Regions from separate parts of the Mus musculus genome. Here regions 1 and 3 are each linked to region 2. A link is a loop called in an ENCODE intact Hi-C map of the cell type or tissue named here. Cell type or tissue: left cerebral cortex. All regions are shown on one strand. Region 1 holds the start of Usp11 (ubiquitin specific peptidase 11). Region 2 has its middle 30 kb from the start of Gm26065. Region 3 holds the start of Cdk16 (cyclin-dependent kinase 16).

What was found. Hi-C counts contacts between places; a loop is a spot of excess contacts. Peaks named below come from ENCODE experiments on the same cell type or tissue, not always from the same donor. Only the 100,000 strongest peaks of a DNase experiment are listed, where the experiment ranks them.
Region 1: it touches region 2 in a loop (2.2-fold over the local background); 3 of 42 quality-filtered maps call a loop at or near these places.
Region 3: a loop joins it to region 2, with 2.8 times the contacts of the local background. A loop is called at or near these places in 3 of 42 quality-filtered maps.

Annotation. Positions count from the first base shown.
Region 1 is chrX:20,700,091-20,708,090 of GRCm38, reverse strand. Usp11 (ubiquitin specific peptidase 11) reads right to left here and starts at 4,182. Exons shown (of 21, transcript NM_145628.4): 1 at 3,972-4,182. The coding sequence starts at 4,123. It overlaps Gm39499 (a long non-coding RNA gene), which reads right to left and starts at 1,102. Exons shown (of 2, transcript XR_878086.2): 1 at 1-1,102. In left cerebral cortex, no CTCF peak of the experiment used is centred here; DNase peaks (open chromatin) are centred at 3,536 and 4,147; H3K4me3 peaks cover 1,923 bases; H3K27ac peaks cover 1,821 bases.
Region 2 is chrX:20,766,665-20,774,664 of GRCm38, reverse strand. No RefSeq gene overlaps it. Among named protein-coding and RNA genes, the nearest start is that of Gm26065, 30 kb to the left of the region's middle. In left cerebral cortex, a CTCF peak has its summit at 3,477 (motif pointing right); a DNase peak (open chromatin) is centred at 3,482.
Region 3 is chrX:20,684,175-20,692,174 of GRCm38, reverse strand. It overlaps Cdk16 (cyclin-dependent kinase 16), which reads right to left and starts at 3,749. Exons shown (of 16, transcript NM_011049.5): 1 at 3,369-3,749. In left cerebral cortex, a CTCF peak has its summit at 3,364; DNase peaks (open chromatin) are centred at 3,268, 3,780 and 4,353; H3K4me3 peaks cover 2,561 bases; H3K27ac peaks cover 2,113 bases.

The DNA.
Region 1 (8,000 bases), 67 kb after region 2:
CCACAGTTGTTTACTGTTAGGAAGTTTCTGTACCCTATACAGAAGTAACCAAAGTCTCTCAAATATCCTTGATTTAAACGTGTAGACAATTCACTGTCACAAGAACTGAAACTTTCTAAGGAAGCTGTCTTTTCAGAGATTGGAATGTGGCCTCAAAACATAAGCTCTTTAGGGGCTGGGTCAAGTGCCTGCTGTGTTTGGATCCTCACAGCTACAGAAAAAAAGCTGAGCAAAAAATTTGGCACAAGACAGGTGGCAGTGGTACACACCTTTAGTCCCAGCACTAAGGAGCCAGAGGCAGGTAGATCTCTGTGAGTTCGAGGCCAGCCTGGTGTACAAAGTGTGTTCTAGGACAGCCAAAGTTACAGGGGAAACATTGTCTTAAAAAAACTTAACATTTGGCATAGTGATAATCTCAACACTTGAGGGGGCCATGGAGACAAAATACTAAAGGTTTGCTGGCCAGTCTAAAACAGAGCTCTGGGTTCAAAAAGCCCTGTATCAAAAAATAAGGTGGAAGGTGGGTAAGATGGTACAGTAGGTAAAGGTGCTTGCCACCAAGTCTGCTGGCCTGAATTTGATCCCCCAGGAAATACAGAGAGGGAACGGACTCCTGCAAGTGGTTGTCTGGCCTCCTCCAGCACAGAGTCACATGGTGTACTCCACCCCACCCCCAAACAAATGCATCTAAGAAATTTAATCAGTAAAGATGAGTGAGTTACTTAACTGGAATTGTTTTAATCTGCTATTAAGCTAAGGATGGGAGGTACAGCTAATACTGACAGATGTATGATTTGAAGCTAGTCCTTGAATTCAAATGCTTTATAAATACGTATTTCTCAACTATGGCAGCAAACTTTGAGATCCTTTGCTCTTACCTAATTTAAATGAGCAACAAAAAGTGGAGCTTGGCAAAATGCTTCATAACAATTCCAACAGGAGAAACAAATTGGCTTTAATACTCAACCAACACTGGTGTGGTAATTTTTTTTAATGAGGTGAAGTTAACATAAAATTAACCCATTTTAAAGTGAACAATTCATTAACATTTAGTACATTCACAATGTTGTGTACCCACCTCTACTTACTTCCAAAATATTTTCCTTACCCCAAAGAAGGTCCTCTCCTGGCAGGCTAATTTAAAAGGCCATTGGTAAGGATGACAGGATCATGTGTTATCTACCAATAGCAAAAATAATGACACATCTGTCAAGGTAGGAAAGAGGAATGAACCAAAGCTTTGAGAACTGTTGGACATCTCCAAATGAGTTATACAAACAGTCTGGTTACTGTTTGTTTTCAGGACGGATTGAGGCCAGTCTTTGCTGGAGAACTATGATATAATGGCAGAAAGATGTCACTATATCCTCTAGTATGGGAATTGTAATTTATCTCCCCAGTAATGTATACACATTTCACTGGCAGTGTTGTTTAGGAACTTTGTAAAGTGGGAAAACCTGGAAAAGGCCCTAAATGTAAAGAACAGCAATAGTCTAATGTGGGTGTCCCTGATGGAGAGAGGAAGGGCCTGGGGGCTGATAATCAGATCAGAGAAATGTTAGAATGGAGAAGGGGTACCAGTCTCCAAAAGCCTTGCAGGTCACTGAGGACTTTACCATTTATACTGCATGAAACAAGAAGCTGTTGGATATCCTGAGGTACAGATGGACAGAAAATATAAATAAAATTTAAATATGTATTTAAGAAACTACTGCTTAAGGGAACAGCAGCATCTTAACACTTGAGAAACCTGGCAGACCAACAGGTCAAGGTTAATGTATCAAATTACATCATACAGATACTATTTACCATGGAATATAAGGGCTCACAGTCTATTTCACAAACACTCATGTTCATATATATGTGTATATTCACATATATATGAATATTGGAAGTTTATTATGATAATGAAATGTGAAAAGAGCCCTTTAATTCAAAATTTAGGATAACAGTTTCCTATGAAGATGGAGGGGAAAAGCATACGAGTTTTAAGGTAATGTTCTGAATCTTCACATGAGTGATTAATCCACATATAAAATTTACTAAATTTTCTTTGAAGTAAACTCACTGAAAATGGGTTTTTAAAAAGCCAGGCATGGTGGAGTATGCCTGTAATCTCAGCCAGATTTCTAAGTTTAAAGCCAGCCTGATATAGTTACTTCCCTGACAGCCAGGACCACATAATAGAGACCCTGCCTCTAAAAAGAGAGGGCAGAATAATATAAAGACTTCTCTGTATGCCCTTAGAGTCCCCAAATCTAACACACCTTATCCATTTGTTCTATTCTTTTTTTCCCCATATCATCTTTGGGGTATTTTCATTTATCTTAAACTAGACAAAAAAAAGTGTGCATTGATAGTATACAGCATGTTTTGATATATACATTGTAAAACACTAAATCAAACTAGTTAACAAACCAATTATGTCACACAGTTTGTTTGGGTAAGAACATGTAAAATCTATTAAGCAATTTTCATGTATAGAATAGAGTGTTATTAGCTATAATCACCATTTTGTACAAGGGAGCTCTTGAATTTGTTCCCTTTTGTCTAACTAAATTTTACATCCTATGACCAATATTTCCATAATCTTCTCCCTCCCATGTGCATTTTTAATATAATTATTTGGTAAGTTGTTTACACGATGGCTCCTTATCTATGAAATTTCAGTATGTATTTTTTCACCAAAGGATATTCTTTCATAACCACATTACAATTATCACAAGAAATTATCAGTACCAGTATTTTATCTACTGGCCTTTGTCAAATTTCACCGATTTTTTTTCCAATAAAATTTACAGTGAAAGAGAAATAAATTATGAGAAAGAACCCTCATTTTTAAAAATAATTTATTTTTCCTGTGCTAGATCCAAATGAGGATCACGTGTTGCATAGACTTGTTAAACTGCATTAATTCCTTCAATCTGGAACAGTTCTTCAGCGTATGCCTTTCATGACCTTGCCATTTTTGAAGCATACAAACCATTTCTTTCAGCAGGATGTCCATTTATGTAAAACGTTTTATACTATAATCTTTGTAGGTCTTACGATTTTCACAATTAAAAATGAGCAGCAACTCAAGAGAGAAATAGGAACCCGGGGAGCAGTAAATTTTAAGAGGCATTGATTAGCATTTAAAAAAAAATGGTCTAACAAGACAATTTGTTAAAAGCTGTGGATCCCTTTTAAATAGCCATTTCTGATTACAAAAATATTATCACGTGGAAAAAAAAACTCCCCAAATAATCTTTTGTAAACCACCTGCACTTTCTCCTGTTCTAGGAAGGAGACCTTAACTAGAGGGGTATTAAAAAAATAACAAAAACAACAAAAAAAAATACCGCGTCACAATCTTTGCTCTTTTGCAGGCGCCATTTTCTGCCCCAGGCACTGCCCCTCCTCCACAGTTTGCCCCTCCCCAGCCCTTCGCCTTGTTCCCAGGAGCCAGGCACCCTCCCCATACCACACTATTCCGCCCCTCGGCCCACAGCTATAGGCTATGGAGTTGCTCTTCAGCGGACGCCACCAAGCTCGTCGGGTTCACAGGCGCTTCGAGTACTTGTAGGCCGTTCCTTGCAACCGACGCAACGTTTTGTAACACACGCCACGCCCCCGCGTTAAGTACGGAGCCAGCCTCCTTTCCAGGCTCCAGGTTCCAAGACGCAGTCCCCTCTCACCCCCTCCCCAAACGATGCAGTCCCCTGACTCCCACGGCCATCCCCTTCACGCCCCACCCCTATCACAAACCCCATTTTGTCCTTAGGCGGCTGACTGCCCCACTCGGGCCCCGCCTTTTCCCCCAAACGTTGAGATTCATTCACTTAGCACTTCCACGCCCCCTCTCTCCCGCCGGCCCAAGCCCCTTCCCAGCCTCGCACCGCTTCATCCTCAGAATTTGATTTCTAAGTACCCCGCGATACTAACGCCCCCAAGGTCCCCTTGGCCAAGGCTTCATTGAAGCCCAGCCTCACCAGCTTTCGCCAGCTCGCAGTGGACGCTCTCGCCCATTCCCGATTTGGCGCCACTGTTCATCCAGGTCTGGCATTGCCTCGGGCTGTGTGTCTCGGTCCTCAGCAGAGGCCGGGACGGCAGCTGCAGCTGGGTCCGCTGCGACCGCCGCCATCACCGTCTGTCCTCCTCCAACTGCCGACGCAACTGAAGATAGGAAGACGACCCTCAACTGGCACTTCCGGATTCTGTCCCGGAAACGGAAGCAGAGCCCCCCAACAATCAGGGGGCTACTGCCATCTTGGAAACGTCACCATTTGGCGGAAATTGGGTGGTGGTCTGTGGTCTCTGCAACCAATACCAGGGGTTAACTCTCTTGTTTGGAACTAAGACATTAGTGCCTTGTGGAATTCTCTAACACCAGGTGAAATGGTCCTTTGGTGGAGGCCAGAGGTTTCCAAAATGAGCAAATATGTGTTTAGGGCCTCACAAAGGATGCTTAGGGCAAATAGTTGCCCCTTTAACTGCAAACCCATACTATGAAAGCGGCATTTTTGTTAGCCTAACGTGAATTACCTTTCTCATCCATCAAAACCAAATGTATGGGCTAGAGATATGGCTCAGAGGTTAAGGGCACTCATTGCTCCTGCAGAAGAAAGAGTTCAATTCCCAGAACCCACATGGTGGCTCACAACCATCCATAACACAGGTTCCTGAGGATCAGCGGAAATGGACAAGGTACACATATATGAATACAGGGAAAACATTTATATACATGAAATAAAAGGTTTTTTTCTCAAATAGTTTATCATCTCCTGAGAGCCTGAACTAGGGTGTGGCTCTCTGTGTGATTGTCTGTGTGTCATCTGTCTTTTCTATCTTTGAGACAGGGACTTTGCTAAATTGCCCCAGAATTTCCTCCAACTCTATGAAGCCCAGGCTGGCAATTGATTTGCCTTGATCCTCCTTCCTCAGCTTCCAAAGTGATGGAATACAGGCATGCACTTCAACATTCAGCTTCCTGAACTAGAGTTACCAGACAAATCTGTGTGTTTGTTGGAAGCATAACAAATACTGAGTCTGTCCAGTTTAAGTGACTTGCTGGACTTAAATAGTAGCCTTGGGTAGCAGATAACTGTATTGTTTTTGGCCCATGAGTAACAATGTGGGAAACTGAGAGCCAGAAATGTGAAATCATTTGTCCTCAGCTAGGATGTGCCATAGCACGGCAGACCTAGTTCCAGAGCTGTGTCCTTAAACACCAGGCAGATCCTCAAACTGTGGTCACATGCTATCAGCTCAGGAAACCCTCTCAGGAGGTTTCACAAAATCAAGACTTTCTGCAGTATCTTCACTCTCATTTTCATGCATATATAGTGGAATTATTCAGAGGGTATCTTGGGATAACCAATTCATTGAGTGTCCCCAATCTTTAATATAAAGGAAATCTGATGACAAACATGTATGTGAAAACCATTGAACCGGCCAGGGTTTCTTTTGGTGTTTTTTTGAAAGAGTCTCAATTCTGAACATGAAGCTCAGATTGGCCTTGAACTTATGATGATCCCCCTGCCTTAGCCTCCCAAATGCTAGGAGTACAGGATACAGGTGTACCAGGCTCTATGTCAGACTTCAGCACTACTGCAATTTTTTCTTGTGAGAAGTAGCACTTTAGCTGGGCATGGTGGCTCACGCCTTTAATCCCAGCACTCAGGAGGCAGAGGCAGGCGGATTTCTGAGTTCGAGGCCAGCCTGGTCTACAGAGTGAGTTCCAGGACAGAGAAACCCTGTCTCAAAAAAAAAAAAAAAAGAAAAGAAAAAAAGTAGCACGTTAGGGTATTAAGCTGTTCCCTGATCTCTACTTCTAGAAAATGGTGGCAACCATCACAACAAAGGCTGTGTATCACCAGACATAATCAGACATCCTTAAGTGTGGAGATCATCTCTCTGGTTGAGAAAGATCCTATTAGGCTGTTACCCTTTTCTTGTAGGCTCTCAGTTCTACTGGTCAGTGATGACTTTAGTTCTCTGTGCTTCTCCACCTCCCTTTCTTTTGGCTGTCCTCACCTGTTCCTGTTGACAACCCACAAACTCCCCCGCAAATCATGATTTTGGGGCTAGTTTAGTGATTACCTTCACTATTACCAACTACACACAGACAAGAATTTTAAGCTGTGCCTTCCTATTCCTATATAGACCCCTGTGCACACAGGTCTGCTTGCAGTTCAACCCTCCTCCCAATCACATGATCTAACATCCCTCTTATTTTCAGTTAGCTTCTGTAGGGAGTTTGATTTTACAGTAGTGATGAGGTGTCTGATACAGTTATTCTATTATCTAACCCCAACCTGACACAGATGAGGTCACAACTTAGTTGTATGAGCCCTGAAGGAAATTTAATTTGATCTCTGACCCCAAAGACTAGTGTAGAAATGGAGTTTGGAACAAGCAGATAGCTGCTCTTTAAATCCATCTGAACTGACTTCCTTCATTCCAGTCTGTTTCTCCCCATTTAGCTTGCCCCTCCCCCAACCCTTAAAGCTGGTTTCTTCACCTTCTAGGACATAAGAAGTCTGCTGAGGAACTTGTGGACATCCTATCCATTACAAAACTGAAAGACTGACAGGAATGGGAAGATGTGGTTTTTTTGTTTTGTTTTGTTTTGTTTTTTTGAGACTGGGCTTCTCTGTGTAACAGTAGCTGTCCTGGAACTCACTCTGTAGACCAGGCTACACTTGAATTTGGACATCTGCCTGTCACTGCCTCCCAAGTGCTGGGATTAAAGGCATGAGCCGCCACCAAAAGTAGGCTGTCTTACTTTTTCAACCCTAGGACTAGACAAACATTGTGGCACATTGCAGCTTCCAATTGAGATTTAAAGTGTTTACAAGGGCACAGTGATTGAGAGGTTCATTAGATCACCCACCACTGCTGTACTTCCATAAACAGCCACTTTTAGGCTTGCTAATACTTGCATTTGCTTGGCCCTGTCCACCCCCTTTTTTGTCTACAAGTCTCTTCTTGGCTCTTCCTAAGATGGTGGGATTCATGGAAAGAGGAAACTAAGGCCATATTCTCATGTGAGGCTACATTGGCTGTGCCACTTTTTGTATACTGTATGTGCAGATATAGGTGGAGGCCAGAAGTAAACATATGCTGTCAACCTCAATTGCTTTCCATCTTATTTTTTGAGACAGGGTCTCTCTCTGAACTTGGGAGTTCACCAATTCTTTACAGTGGCTGGCCAGGAAGCTCCAGGGATCCTGCTGACTCCACTCCCCAGTATTGAGATTACAAGTGCCCCCTGCCCCCACTTGTTTTTCAAGACAGGATCTTCTCTGTGTAGCTCTGGCTGTCCTGGAACTCTGTATACCAGGCTGGCCTCAAATTCAGAGATCCGCCTGTCCCTCTCTCTCAAGTGCTGGGATTAAAAGCATGCATCACCTTTAAGCCTACAAATAAGTGGTGGTGACTTGAATTCAGGTTTTCAAGCTTGAATAGCAAGTGTGCTACTAAGTGAACCATCTCCCAAGCTTAGGTTGTTGCAAACTTCACCATACTGATGACTTCCAGGATTTTAGAAAGCAGTCCAAACTTCTGGCTCTATGACCTCACTCTTGAACTTTTCTAAGTCTACTAGATTCCTTTAAGTGGTCAAAACCCTACTTTATTTTCATTCTCTCTCCAACTGACCTCTTCATAGTGTCAGACTGGACCTTTCTGCCTCATACCACTCTAGATCTACCACTGGTCCTTCCAAATATTTCCTGTCTCCATCCTTTCAGGCTTGTCTATAATCCAAACTTCTGGCTCTATGACCTCACTCTTGAACTTTTCTAAGTCTACTAGATTCCTTTAAGTGGTCAAAACCCTACTTTATTTTCATTCTCTCTCCAACTGACCTCTTCATAGTGTCAGACTGGACCTTTCTGCCTCATACCACTCTAGATCTACCACTGGTCCTTCCAAATATTTCCTGTCTCCATCCTTTCAGGCTTGTCTATAATTCGAGATGGATCTAACTTATCTATACTCCGTGCTTGATTCCCGTT
Region 2 (8,000 bases):
GAACTCACTCTAGACCAGGCTGGCCTCGAACTCAGAAATCCACCTGCCTCTGCCTCCCGCGTGCTGGGATTAAAGGACCAATACTGCACTCACTGTCTTATTGTGAGACATGTCTCATTATAGTGTTAAGCCCTACCTTGGGTGTGATTTTTATTATTATAAGGTGAATTTACTACAATACTGGTAATTATTCTACACGTGGGTGAGTCACTCATCCAGGGGAATGTCCTTAATTTTTTTGTTGCCATTTTCTTTTCCTATATAAAACAGACTGGGCCTGATTGCACAAGCCAATAATCCTAGCTACTCAGGAAACACATAGAAGAAAAAGTTAATTTTCCGATCAGCCTAGGATACAGGGTAAATTCAAGACCAGCTTGAACAACTTACTAAGACCCAGTCTCAAAAATAACAAAAGGGGCCAGGTGTGGTGGCGCACGCCTTTAATCCCAGCACTCGAGAGGCAGAGGCAGGCGGATTTCTGAGTTTGAGGCCAGCCTGGTCTACAAAGTGAGTTCCAGGACAGCCAGGGAAACCCTGTCTCAGAAAGAAAAATGAGAAAAAAAATTCCTTTTATTACCTTATGTGTATGATTTTTTGGCTTTATGTATGCCTGTGTACTATGTGTGTGCCTGTTGCTCATAGAAGCCAGAAGAAAGCATCAGATCTTGAGAAACTGGAGTTTCAGATGGTTGTGAGCTGCGTGTGGGTGTTTTATAGGTATATATATATTGTGTGTGTTTGGGGTTACATGTGCTACAGTGCGCATGTGTAGGTCAGAGAATGACTTTATGGAACTGATTGTCTCCTTCTTCCTTCATGTGGCTTCCAGGGCTTGACCTCAGGCCATTAAGTTTTTGAAGCAAATACCTTTACCCGATGAGCTATTTCACTGGCCCTTAAAGCTGTCTTTATGTGTACATAAAGACATAATATGTACATATTGTTACTCATGCTTATGTTTATATATTGTTTACATGACATCAAGCTAGCTTTTGTTTGTTTGTTTGTTTGTTTGTTTGTTTTTTCGAGACAGGGTTTCTCTGCATGGCCCTGGCTGTCCTGGAACTCACTCTGTAGACCAGGCTGGCCTTGAACTCAGAAATCCGCCTGCCTCTGCCTCCCAAATGCTAGGATTAAAGGCGTGTGCCACCACTGCCTGGCTTCAAACTGGCTTATAAGTAAATGGCCATATACATTTTTAAAATTAAGTTAGTCCACATATTTTGAATTCATAGCACAAGGAAAGTTTTAAAACAAAGCGTACAAATAAAAAGTCTTAGTCAGGATGCTATCTGGTTAGCCATTGCCTCTAAACTAGCCCGTGAGTGGTCTAAAATCGTCCCTATTGCCTATAAAAACAAACTGGCTCCCAGGGCATGATGGGTCTTGTCCAGGGTTTATAGTCTCACTCTCATAGACAATAGCCTTCATCTGCAAGATGATCCTCTAAGCTCTGTGAGTCCTAGAACACAAAGATAAGGGCAATGACTTAGCTCCGCACTTTCAGTTTTATTTCATTAATATGCCTGAAAAAAGATTTTGTTTCATCAAGATAATTGCTAAGTTTCTACTAAGTGTGTCAGGCTTCTAGTTAAAAAACTCGGGTCTTAGCCGGGCGGTGGTGGCACACGCCTTTAATCCCAGCACTTGGGAGGCAGAGGCAGTGGATTTCTGAGTTCGAGGCCAGCCTGGTCTACAACGTGAGTTCCAGGACAGCCAGAGCTATACAGAGAAACCCTGTCTCGAAGAAAAACAAAACAAAACAAAACAAAACAAAACACGGGTCTTGTGAGTCTTGTAAAAGAGTTAAGATTTATTTAAAGCTCGGTCTCTATCAAGCTTTATAAAGGTGTTATACAGCAATTAAATTTGTTTATATAATTTTAAAATTATGTGTGAGAGTGTATGTGTAAGTGAGTGTGTGTGTGTGTGTGTGTGTGTGATTGGTGTGGGAGGGTGCCTGCAGGGGCCAGAGGTGTTGAATTTCCATGGATCCATAGTAATAGGTGGTTAGGAGTTACTGGGAAACTAAGCTCAGGTCCTATTTCACATAAAATTTAATTGCTTGGACCTTGGGTGGCCATGCTGTCCTGTGTGGTGTTTACTACTGCAGTTGCAGCACCCCACATCTGAAGAATGCAGTGGTCCAAGAACCATGGTATAACCAGTAACAGCTGGGTAGTGGTGGCGCATGCCTTTAATCCCAGCACTTGGGAGGCAGAGGCAATCAGATTTAGATTTGTGAGTTCGAGGACAGCCTGGTCTACAAAGTGAGTTCCAGGACAGCCAGGGCTATACAGAGAAACCCTGTCTCAACCCCTCCCCCCCCCAAATAAAATAACTCATTTAGCTTTATTTTATGTACATTGTTGTGAAGGTGTCAGATCCCTTTGAAGTGGAGTTACACACAGTCATAAGTTACCATGTGGGTGCTGAGAATTGAACCCAGGTTTCTTGGAAAGGCAGACCGTGCTCTTAACCACAAAGCCATCCCTCTAACACCTGTGAAGAACCTCGTATAGTAGGGGGTGGTAGCCAAAGATACTCATAGCAGGTTAAACTCCTGAGAACAAGTGACTGTGGAGGTGGCAAGTCAGCCCAACACTCAGAAAAGGCTCAGAGAAGATTGAGAAGACAGCGATGAAAGGATTTAAGAGCTGGAGGGTAAGGGTAGAGTGTTTTCCCTCTAATACAGGAGTGTTTGAATGAGGCATTCTCTGTAGTCTCAGGCATTTGCATACTTGGTTCCTAGTTGTCGGTACTATTTGCAGAGGTGTGGCTTTGTTGGAGGAGTGCTCACTCTACTTCCCACTACAGTTTGAGAGGTGAGCTGATACAGTTTGAGATTGTCCTGCTGGTGTGCCTCCTGCTGCTGCACTTCCCTATGGTGATGGTAATGAACTCTTTTCCCTCTGGACAATAAACTTAAGTCTCTGTATAGCCCTGGCTGTCCTGGAACTCACTCTGTAGACCAGGCTGGCCTTGAACTCAGAGATCCACCTGCCTCTGCCTCCCAAGTGCTGGGATTAAAGGCGTGCACCACCACGCCCGGCTGGTAAATAACATTTTATTACATTGTGTGTGTGCCATGGCATATGTGTGGTGGTCAGAGAAGAGCTTGTGGGAATTGGTTCTCTTTTTCCACCATGTGGGCCCTGTAAACTCAAGTCATTGCAATTTGTGGCAAGTGTCCTTACATCTTAAGACATCTCAGTGGCCCCAAGTGTGTGTGTGTGTGCTCATGTTCGTATGTAATATGTGAGTGAAGTGAGTAGCACTAGAAAAAGGCATCAAATCTCCTGGAGCTAGAGTTACAGGCTGTTGTAAGCAACTGGGAAGCAAACTCTGCTTCTCTGAGCCATTTTTTCCAGATCTTGCCACCCAATAACATTTTTTACCTGTATTTTTAGTTTATGTTTATGGGTGGCAGGCCTGCATACACGTCAGTGGATCACATGGATGCAGTACTCCCAGAGGCCAGCAGAGGGTGCCAAACCACCTTGGGACCAGATCTCAGATGGCTCTGAAACAGCAGCAGCCAGGGTTTTAAACCTCTGACCATTTCTCTGGCCCCAATAACATCTTTAAAGCAATATTTTAGCTAAACCTGGTGGATCATATCTATAATTTCAGCCTTTGTGAGACAGAGGTGTGATGACAAGAAATTCAAAATTAGCTTGAGTTATAAAATGAGTTTGAGGCCAGCCTGGACTACATGAGAGCAGCCTTGCCCAGCTAAGATAAAATCCTTTCTTCAAAGGAGAAAGAGGAAGAGGGAGACAGAACCCTAAGAGACTGTCACATAGATGAGTCAGCTGGCCAATACCTACAAATAAGAAGAGCTGACACACTCCTTTAATCCCAGTACTAGGGAAGCAGAGCCACCCATCTCTGAGTTCCAGGACAGCTATGGCTACACAGAGAAACCCTGACTTGAAAAATCAGAAGACAAGGAGGAGGTAGCAGAGGAAGAAGTGGTACTGTGACTGCCAGAGAAAAGTAGCAGGCTGTTACTAATAAGAAGCTGCCCTTGCCCGGCGTGGTGGCGTATGCCTTTAATCCCAGCACTTAGGAGGCAGAGGCAGGCGATTTCTGAGTTTGAGGCCAGTCTGGTCTACAGAGTGAGCTCCAGGACAGCCAAGGCTACACAGAGAAACCCTGTCTCGAAAAAAAGAAGAAGAAGAAGAAGAAGAAGAAGAAGAAGAAGAAGAAGAAGAAGAAGAAGAAGAAGAAGAAGAAGAAGAAGAAGAAGAAGAAGCTGCCATTACTAAGTTACTATGCAAAGTGAAGAGGCGGTGATACAAACAGCCAATTGACTGCAGAAGAGGCTGGGATTTAGCCTGGTCAGTCTATGATAGTTAGTGGTGAGCTGTTCCTAACTGTTTCCTAATACCTGAAGCTAGGTAGCCAGAAGAAAGCCTGAGGGGCTGCATGGCAAAGGCTGCAGCTCTCCAATATCTGTGTGTACGAATCAGATTCTGGACTCCTTAGCAAATATGAAGTTGTCTGGTCTGTCTATCAGCACAGGTCTTTGTGGTCTAATGTAGGGAGAGGGCAGAAGATAGCCTAAAGGAGCACAAATGATTGCTGCACAAACAGCAAGTCTAGAGTGAAGGGAATGGAACTGAGACTGCATCAGAGTCAAACATCATTCTATTTTTTGAGACTGGGTAGCCCTAGTTATCCTGGAAGTCTCTATTTAGACCAGACTGGCCTTGAATTCACTTGCTTCTGCCTCCCAAGTGCTAGACTCAAAGGTGTGCACCACCTTACCAAGTTACATTGTTCTCTTAAAGATAGGTTGAGCAAACAAACAGGTTATACACACAGTAGTAGATCAATCTTATGTTTCAAGTGACCTCAAGGTAAATAAATAATAATAAATAAATAATTACTATTAACTCTGGCTGTGAGGTCCAGCAATACTTCCAGTCTCTTGGGATGTAAAAGATTTTTTTTTTTTGGTTTTTTTTTTCCAGACAGGGTTTCTCTATCTCACTTTGTAGACCAGGCTGGCCTCGAACTCAGAAATCCTCCTGCCTCTGCCTCCCAAGTGCTGGGATTAAAGGCGTGCGTCACCATGCCCAGCATAAAAGATATTTTTATCATAATGTATTGCCACAGGAAATGTGCCAGTGCTTATAGCACTTGGAAAAAACTGTTATCTGCCTATAGATCTTGAGGAAGGGTGGGTCCTCTGAACCCCTCCTCCTTTAATGACAAGGTGTTGATGAGCTCCAATCTTGTGGGGATCCGATACAGGGAATCATAGCTGCTGTGAGTTCAAGAGCGCAACTGCCATGTCCTGCCAGGAAGTCCCACTCCATTGCCCCATTTTTCCTGCTCTTGCATTCTTCCTGTCTGTCTCTTCATAATGTTCCCCGGTCTTTGAAGAGTGTGATATGGTAACACCTTTTTTTTTTTTTCGTTTTCCGAGACAGGGTTTCTCTGTATAGTCCTGGCTGTCCTGGAACTCACTCTGTAGACCAGGCTGGCCTCGAACTCAGAAATCCGCCTGCCTCTACCTCCCAAGTGCTGGGATTAAAGGCGTGCGCCACCATCGCCCAGATGAACTGATTCTTTCTAAGGTAAGTTTGACAGGCACCACTTGTCCATTTAGCAAAACAATAGCAGTAACTTCCACTTTAGTATCCAAGACCTTCCTAACAAGGTTTTGTTTTTTGTTTTTTGTTTTTTTTTTTGACAAGGTCAAACTGTGTAGCTTTATCTGGCCTAAAAATAGTTACAACCTTGAACTCACAGAAATAGGTCTGCATTTACCTTGCAGGTGCACCACAATGCCTGGCTAGCAAGGAGGTTTTTTTTCTTGTTGTTGTTGTTGTTTTTTTTGTTTTGTTTTGTTTTGTTTTACATTTTATTTTTTAATTTTTTTCCATTTTTTATTAGGTATTTAGCTCATTTACATTTCCAATGCTATACCAAAAGTCCCCCATATCCACCCACCCCCACGCCCCTGCCCACCCACTCCCCCTTTTTGGCCCTGGTGTTCCCCTGTACTGGGGCATATAAAGTTTGCAAGTCCAATGGGCCTCTCTTTCCAGTGATGGCCGACTAGGCCATCTTTTGATATATATGCAGCTAGAGTCAAGAGCTCCGGGGTACTGGTTAGTTCATAATGTTGTTCCACCTATAGGGTTGCAGTTCCCTTTAGCTCCTTGGGTACTTTCTCTAGCTCCTTCATTGGGAGCCCTGTGATCCATCCATTAGCTGACTGTGAGCATCCAATTCTGTGTTTGCTAGGCCCCGGCATAGTCTGACAAGAGACAGCTACATCTGGGTCCTTTCAATAAAATCTTGCTAGTGTATGCAATGGTGTCAGCGTTTGGATGCTGATTATGGGGTGGATCCCTGGATATGGCAGTCTCTACATGGTCCATCCTTTCATCTCAGCTCCAAACTTTGTCTCTGTAACTCCTTCCAAGGGTGTTTTGTTCCCAAATCTAAGGAGGGGCATAGTGTCCACACTTCAGTCTTCATTCTTCTTGAGTTTCATGTGTTTAGCAAATTGTATCTTATATCTTGGGTATCCTAGGTTTGGGGCTAATATCCACTTATCAGTGAGTACATATTGTGTGAGTTTCTTTGTGAATGTGTTACCTCACTCAGGATGATGCCCTCCAAGTCCATTCATTTGGCTAGGAATTTCATAAATTAATTCTTTTTAATAGCTGAGTAGTACTCCATTGTGTAGATGTACCACATTTTCTGTATCCATTCCTCTGTTGAGGGGCATCTAGGTTCTTTCCAGCTTCTGGCTATTATAAATAAGGCTGCTATGAACATAGTGGAGCATGTGTCCTTCTTACCAGTTGGGGCATCTTCTGGATATATGCCCAGGAGAGGTATTGCTGGATCCTCTGGTAGTACTATGTCCAATTTTCTGAGGAACCGCCAGACTGATTTCCAGAGTGGTTGTACAAGCCTGCAATCCCACCAACAATGGAGGAGTGTTCCTCTTTCTCCACATCCACGCCAGCATCTGCTGTCACCTGAATTTTTGATCTTAGCCATTCTGACTGGTGTGAGGTGGAATCTCAGGGTTGTTTTGATTTGCATTTCCCTGATGATTAAGGATGTTGAACATTTTTTCAGGTGCTTCTCTGCCATTCGGTATTCCTCAGGTGAGAATTCTTTGTTCAGTTCTGAGCCCCATTTTTTAATGGGGTTATTTGATTTTCTGAAGTCCACCTTCTTGAGTTCTTTATATATGTTGGATATTAGTCCCCTATCTGATTTAGGATAGGTAAAGATCCTTTCCCAATCTGTTGGTGGTCTTTTTGTCTTATTGACGGTGTCTTTTGCCTTGCAGAAACTTTGGAGTTTCATTAGGTCCCATTTGTCAATTCTCGATCTTACAGCACAAGCCATTGCTGTTCTGTTTAGGAATTTTTCCCCTGTGCCCATATCTTCAAGGCTTTTCCCCACTTTCTCCTCTAGAAGTTTCAGTGTCTCTGGTTTTATGTGAAGTTCCTTGATCCACTTAGATTTGACCTTAGTACAAGGAGATAAGTATGGATCGATTCGCATTCTTCTACACGATAACAACCAGTTGTGCCAGCACCAATTGTTGAAAATGCTGTCTTTCTTCCACTGGATGGTTTTAGCTCCCTTGTCGAAGATCAAGTGACCATAGGTGTGTGGGTTCATTTCTGGGTCTTCAATTCTATTCCATTGGTCTACTTGTCTGTCTCTATACCAGTATCATGCAGTTTTTATCACAATTGGTCTGTAGTAAAGCTTTAGGTCTGGCATGGTGATTCCTCCAGAAGTTCTTTTATCCTTGAGAAGACTTTTTGCTATCCTAGGTTTTTTGTTATTCCACACAAATTTGCAAATTGCTCCTTCCAATTCGTTGAAGAATTGAGTTGGAATTTTGATGGGGATTGCATTGAATCTGTAGATTGATTTTGGCAAGATAGCCATTTTTACAATGTTGATCCTGCCAATCCATGAGCATGGGAGATCTTTCCATCTTC
Region 3 (8,000 bases), 82 kb after region 2:
CTTTCTAATGTGTCCCTCAGATCTTACAACCGCCCCAGAAATAAAAATAACACCATCTACTTATTGGTTTCTTTCCTTTTTTACTGTCTGTCTTCTCACCACCACAACTAGAAAATTTGCTTTACCAGGGTAGATTTCTGTATGTTTAGGCCACTGTTCTATCCTGAGAACCTGGAATAATGGCTGATATCAAAAAGTACATACAGAAGTAGCCGAGCAAGGGGCTGAGAGCCTAGGACCAACTTTTATTGAGGTTAAGTCCCAGACACAGACTACTATAAAGAAGACACTTAGGGATGCTAGAATCGACAACCAGATGACCTAAATGGGCTGTTGGTGGGAATGGGGCCACCAAAAGGTTTAGGTCGGCATTCTTCTGCTTCCTCCTGGGCTCTGGGCCAGCAAGGAGGGGGAAAGACCTAGCTCAGGAGCCATCTGTACTCACAGCAGGGCCTGAGGTGGCCCAGGGCCCAAGTATAGCTAGAATTGAGGTTGAAGATAAGGCTGGGGATGAATTAAAAAGAAATGGGTCACTTGTTACCTTGAAACAAAATGCTTACCCCAGCAGCTCCCACTCCCACTTCTGCCCACTTCTTCACTAGAAGGGAAGGCAGAGCCAGCTTAGCAGAAGAAATCTCAGATAGATAAGAGTAAGATCCACCCACAGAGAATACAGGGCAATCCTGACCTTGGCGACAAACACTAGATCTAGGCCTAGAAAGTGGCCAGTTCCCAAGGACCAACATTTCAGGGAGGACAGACTCCTAAAAATATATACACTTAAACATTTATGAGCAACAAAACTTAAATACCATAATTTCAGTTTTCTGAGCTTCTAAACTTCAGAACAAGTGAAGGAGCAAGAATCAGGAGATAGGATGTTAACGTAGCATTTGTCCTTCTTGGCATTCCTCAGACATACTCACCAGTTCTCAGGCTACTCTCATACCAAGGACACGGACGGACGATAACTCCAACTGCTGAGCACACAGTTGCATTACCACCATACTTACACATGCTCCATTCTGTCCTGACCTCTAAAAGCACACACTAGATCCCCAAGAAGGCCCTCAATATTTATTAACTCCTACTAACATTCACAACGTCTAACTCCCTTCAGCACTCAAAACCTTGCCCTCAACTGTATTGGCATATATTTGCCCCTTTTAAGTAACTCCTACCACCTTCACGTTGAGTCCCTTCCTAGCCTAGATGCTTGTTAGCCTCTCTCTAGCACTGTCCTTCCCAATAATAGTGTCCCCTATGGATTCTGATCCTCCTTAACATGCATTCAGGGTGCTCTACTGCTGACCCAAATTAGCATTCTCTGGACTTTCACACGTCTCTGAATCCTCAGTACATTGTGATTCTTATACAATCCCTGACCAGTTTGGTTCACACTTAGGTCCCTTCACAGTTATGGGTCTCTTGATGTGCATGCAGGGATCTAAACCCAGGTCCTCTGGAAGAGCAGCACATGCTCTTAACAGCTGAACCATCTCTCTAGCCCTTACCTTCAGAGTTATGACCACTGTTAATATACATTCTTTTTTTGTTTGTTTGTATGTTTTGTTTTGTTTTTCGAGACAGGGTTTCTCTGTGTAGCCCTGGCTGTCCTGGAACTCACTCTGTAGACCAGGCTGGCCTCAAACTCAGAAATCCGCCTGCCTCTGCCTCCCGAGTGCTGGGATTAAAGGCGTGTGCCACCACGCCCAGCTGTTAACATACATTCTTGTACTTCCAGTGCACAGTTCCTTCCCTCAGCACAAGATTAATCTTCATTGTATCTTGACCCTGACAGTCCTAACTCTATCAGCACACCTTGAACCCTTCCTTAGCCCTATTCTCCAGGGAGAAATGCACTATTCTGTATCAGACTGACTCTCATTAGTGAATGCAGCTCCTCCATTTGACCCTGACCCCTAATAACATACATCTCAGTTCATGACTCCAATTCACTTTGGCACACCAGTACCTACTCCTATTCCCTGCTTCAACCAACCACTCCTACCACCATTTCTCTGGTTCACAATTGATTTCCTTCATAGCTCTGTTCCTTTCATTATCCACTAGATTCTCCACCCCTCACCCCCAAAAAAACTCTACTTCTGAAGCACTCCTCAAATCAGCACACTTCAGTGGCCCATGGAGAGAAAAAAGGCGTTTTGATGTACATCAGCATATTTTACTTTGTGCTCTTCCCCTAATAGCGTGCATACATTTAAGTGTCTGTATCTATCTAACCCCACAGCAGCAGCCTTTACAACAGTGGTTCTCAACCTTCCCAATGCTGTGACCCTTTACTACAGTTCCTCATGTTGTGGTGTCCCCCAACCATAAAGTTCTTTTTGTTGCTACTTCATAACTGTACTTTTGCTGTGATGAATTATCATGTAAATGTCTGATATGCAGGATATTTGACATTCGACCTCTAAGTTGAGAACCAGTGCTCTAGAACTTCATATATAGTATTGCCCCCACGCTTTCTGGAAGCCTTTATGGACATCCACTCACACCTCATCTTGACCCTTAGTGTGCAAAGCTCTTTATACTTCCTTTACTGACAATCTCCCGTACACATGTACGCACACACCTAAAACCCAGTAGTACAGGCCTTTCCCCATCCTCTCCCATTACACACACTCTCAGGTCCTTCAAAAGCTCTGCCTTCACTGGCATATACTGATCTCACCCTACCTTTATTACATCTACATACCCTCATCTCCAGGACCCTCCATTACCTCCTCTATGAGCACACCCTGGACCCAGAGAAGCTGCCACCCTCAACTCCGTGGATAAACACAGTATTAACACTATCCTGACCCTCATCACCACACACTCGGAACTATGCGTCTATCAGCACACCTTCTGGTAGTACCTCTACCACCCTTTCTCCATTTACACTGGGCCTCTCTGTAGCTCCAACTTCCACTAGAATGTTTTGGAACTGTCTTTACTTCAAACCCTGTTATACCCCATCACGTCCCTCATGGTCCTGCAACCCCTTTCCATAAGCACACTGGGCCTGAAGTCGTAAGGCTTTTTATTACATGTTCCTAGCCCTTTAGCAACTCCGAGAATCTCACTGTATCAATCCATTCCCATAACGCTAGTCCTTTAATCACCCTTCTCCCACTTAGCATCCACAGCACTTCCCATCCTCAGCTCCCAGGACAGGGGCCCAGGGCGGGGCCAAGGTCAGGGAGGCCCCAAATGACCCCCCAGTGCATTCTGGGAAACTCGAGGGGGAGGGGGCACCTGACAGACAAGCTGCCCAGAACCCCTTGGTCTTGTTCCAGCACTGCCTAGGGTCCGGCTGGCTCTCTAGGAAGAGCAGCCCCCACCCTAAGTATCGAGGACACGCTCACCGGAGGGGGCGCGCGAGTAACCTCAGAGCCGCGGGGCCGGCGCGGTGGCGCCTGGGGCGGCGGCCCGGGATGAGGCCGCGCGACCTCCTTTTCCTCCAGTTCGCCGCAGGCGCCCGTCCCAGTAGTCTTCGGCCATGGCTGCTGGGCCCGGGCCGCCGCCGGCTGAGGAGGAAGAGGCGGCGGCGGCGGCGGCGGCTGAGGCGGCGGCGGCGTCCCGCTCAGCCGGCCATGAGCTTGGCCACTGCGGGCGATGCCCCCGTGCTCGCAAGCGCCCGCTGGAATCCGGGTGTTCACGGCGGCTCGTGACTCACAGCAGACAGCTAGCGGAGACGCAGCATATCCCAGAGCCCCCCAGCCAGCGGCCCAACAGCCGCGCGCGCCGCGCTCCGCGCATGCGCACGCACACGCTGGGGGTGGGGTGTGAAGCAGGAAGGAGGAGACTCACCTCGGACTGCGTGTACCAAAAGAGCCTTCTGCAGCGGGAGGGGGTGCGGCCATTGCGTGCCCAGCAGGGAATGTGGCGTTGGCCCTGGAACGGCGCCAGGGGGATTTAGAGAGGGGTTAATAGTTTTGATCTTGCTAGAAATTTACTAGCATCGAGGTGAGCAGCAGCCAGTAGCCAGGCGTGCCAGTCACCACCTTCTTTCCCTACAGTCTCATTTGGTACATCCCCATGGTGGTAAACGGGACTTTTGCAAGGAGAAAAAGAACAGGTGAGCGAAGCAGTTCCAGTCCTTTGTGGTGCCTCGGGAGGCAAGAATTTAAAGGCTGGAAATGACTTTCTAGGAGAGGTGGCCTGGATTACCACCTTAGCTAGGACAATCTAGCCCCGCCCTGCCACCCACCCTCTACCACTAGTTTGTTACCCACTGTGAAACGTATGTGGCCCCACCCTTTTGAAAAAGCTGACGCTCAGCCAATCAAATTTGCTCCCTGCGTCAGGGCTGAGCAAGAATGAAGGGCGTGGCAAAGCTGAAGAAGCATGATCTAGCTTTCTCTTCAGCTTGCCTCCTCCTCTGTACGGTTTTTTATTGGTTTTCGGGCTCGCCTTTTTGTTCTGAGCGCTTCTCAGGAGATCGCTGAATATCCCGTAAGATAATTGGTCCAAAGGCCACTCAGTCAGCCGGTTCCCTCCTTTAACCATTCCCACATTCTCCTGCAGCTTCTTGGTGTGGTGAAACCTAGGCTGAGAAGGAAAGGCCTTTTTAGAGGGGGCAGACTCCACTAAGGCGCAGGTTTGGAACTTTGGCTTGGGCGGAGCTTCTTGCTGCCTCACTCTAATATTCGCGTACAAGCTCCTCTAATTAGGCTTTCTTTACACCTTTCAATTACCTCATCTTGTCCTCTACAGTCTTACTTAACTAGGTTCTGTTACACGGCCAACATTGCCAGGCATACCTCTCATTCTTCTCTGTAGAAAATGACACGATTTCCCGTATCTATCCCAAACAGTTCTGCAGACTTCCTGAGACTTCTTACACTGGCCCCAGGAATTTCCTTGCCTCTTCTGGGCTTCCTTTGGTTGGCCTTCTTTCCCAGTCACGATTTTCAAGCAAGGGCCATTGATTGGCAAGTACTTCTTCAGCCATGAAAGTCGTCCTTGCTAGGATAGACATCGGGTCTATCATTTAACAGACTTAATCTCCTTTCCTCTCACAACAGGAGAATATCCTAGTTCTTGAATATAGCAGGCATTTGTGTCTCTGAGACTTCATACTCGCTGTTGTTGTGCCTGGAATTCACTTGCCCCATATCTACACTTATTTCTTTCTGGTGCAGTTCCATTATTCCAAATCCCCACTTGGCTTTATGCCTTTTGAAAGGGGGGCTTTTAAAATTTGATGTTTATTTGCATTGTTAAAGTCTATTCCCAGCCTTGTGTGTGCTTCCATGCTGAGCTAATAATACCCAGACCTGGTCAACATTTTGTTGTTCTGTTTTCAGACAGTCTTTTGCAGCCCAGTCTCATCTTGAATTCAGTGTAGTCAAGAATGATATTGAAGTCTGGATTCTTCCTGCATCCACCACCCAAGTGCTGGTGTTATAGGCATGTGCCACACACCTGGTTTTATTTGCATTCTACCAACTGAGCTACATCTCCAGCCCATTTGCATTTGTGCCAGGCTCATTGATCAACTTTTAAACAATGAAAAAAATAAATGAATGGGATTGGGTCTGGAGAAATGGCTCAGTGGTTACAGACATTTGCTGCTCCCCAGAGTTTGGTTCTCAGCATACACATCAAGTGGTTCACACTGTATCTCCAGTTCCTTCTTTAGTTGTTGTGGTTTTTTCGAGACAGGGTTTCTCTGTATAGCCCTGGCTGTCCTGGAACTCACTCTGTAGACTAGGCTGGCTTCAAACTCAGAAATCTGCCTGCCTCTGCCTCTCAAGTGCTGGGATTAAAGGAGTGTGCCACCACCGCCCGGCTTCCAGGAGAAGTTTTATAAAACATGACATTAAGTGGATAAACATAAATGGACACAAATGTTTCATTTTACATTTTCCCCTTTTCTCATCAGAGTATTACTTTCTATAGTTATCACTTTGGCCAATAGTATAAAAAGTGTGGCACTAAGGGCCTTAGCATAATAATGCAGCATAGTGAGGATGCCCTCTTCTAGTTTCCTCAAGCATCTTCATGGCATACTCTAAAACACACACACACACGCACACACACACATACACACACACACGTGAACACAGAGACACATTAAAAAAAACTTAAAAATGTATAGGCCAGATATGTGGCGCAACCCTCTCTCTGAAGAGAATCCCAGCACTCTCAAGAGGCAGAGACAGTTCTGTGAGCTTGAGGCTAGCCTGGCCTGCATAGCTAGCTCCAGGACAGCCAGGGGGCTACATAGAGATTCTGTCTTTAAAAAAGAAAAATGGCAAGACTGAGAAGAATGGCTCAGCAGGTAAAGACACCTGGCTGCCAAACTGAACTGCCTAAGTTCTGTTGATTGGACTCACATGGAGAGACCTACATATGGACATTATGGGATGCCTCTCCCCCAATTAAATGAATGTAATATACTTTTTAAAGTTGTATGTTAGCCAGGCAGTGGTGGTGCATGCCTTTAATCCCAGCACTTGGGAGGCAGAGGCAGGCGGATTTCTGAGTTCGAGGCCAGCCTGATCTACAGAGAGTTCCAGGACAGCCAGGGCTATACAGAGAAACAGTATCTTGAAAAAAACAAAACCAAATAAATAAAATTGTGTGTTTGTGTATGAACACACTTGTCAGAGGACAACTTGCAAGAATTGGCTCTAGCATGTGAGTCTTGAACTCAACATGGCTCAAGACAAGATTTTCTGTAGGCCAGGCTGGCCTGAGCACTGGATTCTCTTCCAATGACCTCCCCAGTTCTAGGATTACAGATGTGTACCAGTACGCTCAGTTTATGCAGAACAGGAGATTGAACCCATAACTTGGTGCATGCTAGACAAACACTAGCTACTGTTCTAGTCATGTTAGATTATCTTTTTTCAACTATTTTAGGGGTGGAGAAATGGCTCCGTGGTGAAGAGCACTAACACTGGCTGTTGTTCCAGAAGACCCAGGTTCAATTTTCTAACACCCACATGGCAGCTCAACAACTGTAACTCCTCTTTCAGGGGATCTGATTCCCTTATCCATGAAGGAAACACACACACACACACATATATATATATTGCATTGCAGGTATAACTAACTGTACATGTTTGTACCTTGTGTCCAGACCAGAAGAGGCCATGAGATCCCTGGAACCTGAGTTATGGTCATGAGTAGAAGAAATTCAGGTGCAGGAATCCAAACCCAGGAAGAGCATCTATCCAGCCCCTCAACTTTTACCTTAGTTGTATTTATTGTCAATTCTAAGTTTCATAAGCCTTATGATGGTAATATGTACCAAATACCTATAATAGTGCCTAGCAGTCAGCACTAAACAAATGGTTGAATAATTAGATGGCAAATATTTGCAAATCTGCTGGATACAGGGGGCTCAACAGTTACCCAATCCTGGCTTTGCTGAGCCCCATTTCTTATCAGTTTGGTCTTGTAATGGCGTACATACAACAGTAAAAGAGTATGTATGATCTAAGACATAGAATTATAGGGTAACTGGTTGTTTTAAATCTTTTGGTTTTAAAGCAGAGTCTCATGTAGTCCAGGCTGGCCTTGAACTTCTGATTCACCTCCATCATGCTAGGATTACAGCTGGTTTTGATAAACAAGGGTGTCAGATACTAGTAAAGTATCAAAGGAATCCAGGAGTAGTGGTGGTAAAGAGACTGGAATGTCTATAGAGAATCAGCTGCAATGGAAGAGTTAGAGAACAAAGTATGCAGGTTGCCCATAAAGGAACTGAGATGGTGGAAAACCAGTACAAACAACAGTGTATGTAGTGCTTGCCTGTAATGGGGTGAGACAATGGGCAGGTGGCAGGTGTCTTCTTAGAGAAGTAACAGCAATAGAGTGCTGACAGTGGGAAAACTTTCCCATTCACCATGAACAGTTACTATCACCATGAGACACCAGAAGCAAAGTGCCTGTTACCCAAAGTGGCATGGTGGGAGAGTAAAACAGAACTATATGGAAGAATAAGGTGAATCCAACAGATCAGGCCAAGAAAAAAAAAGTATAGA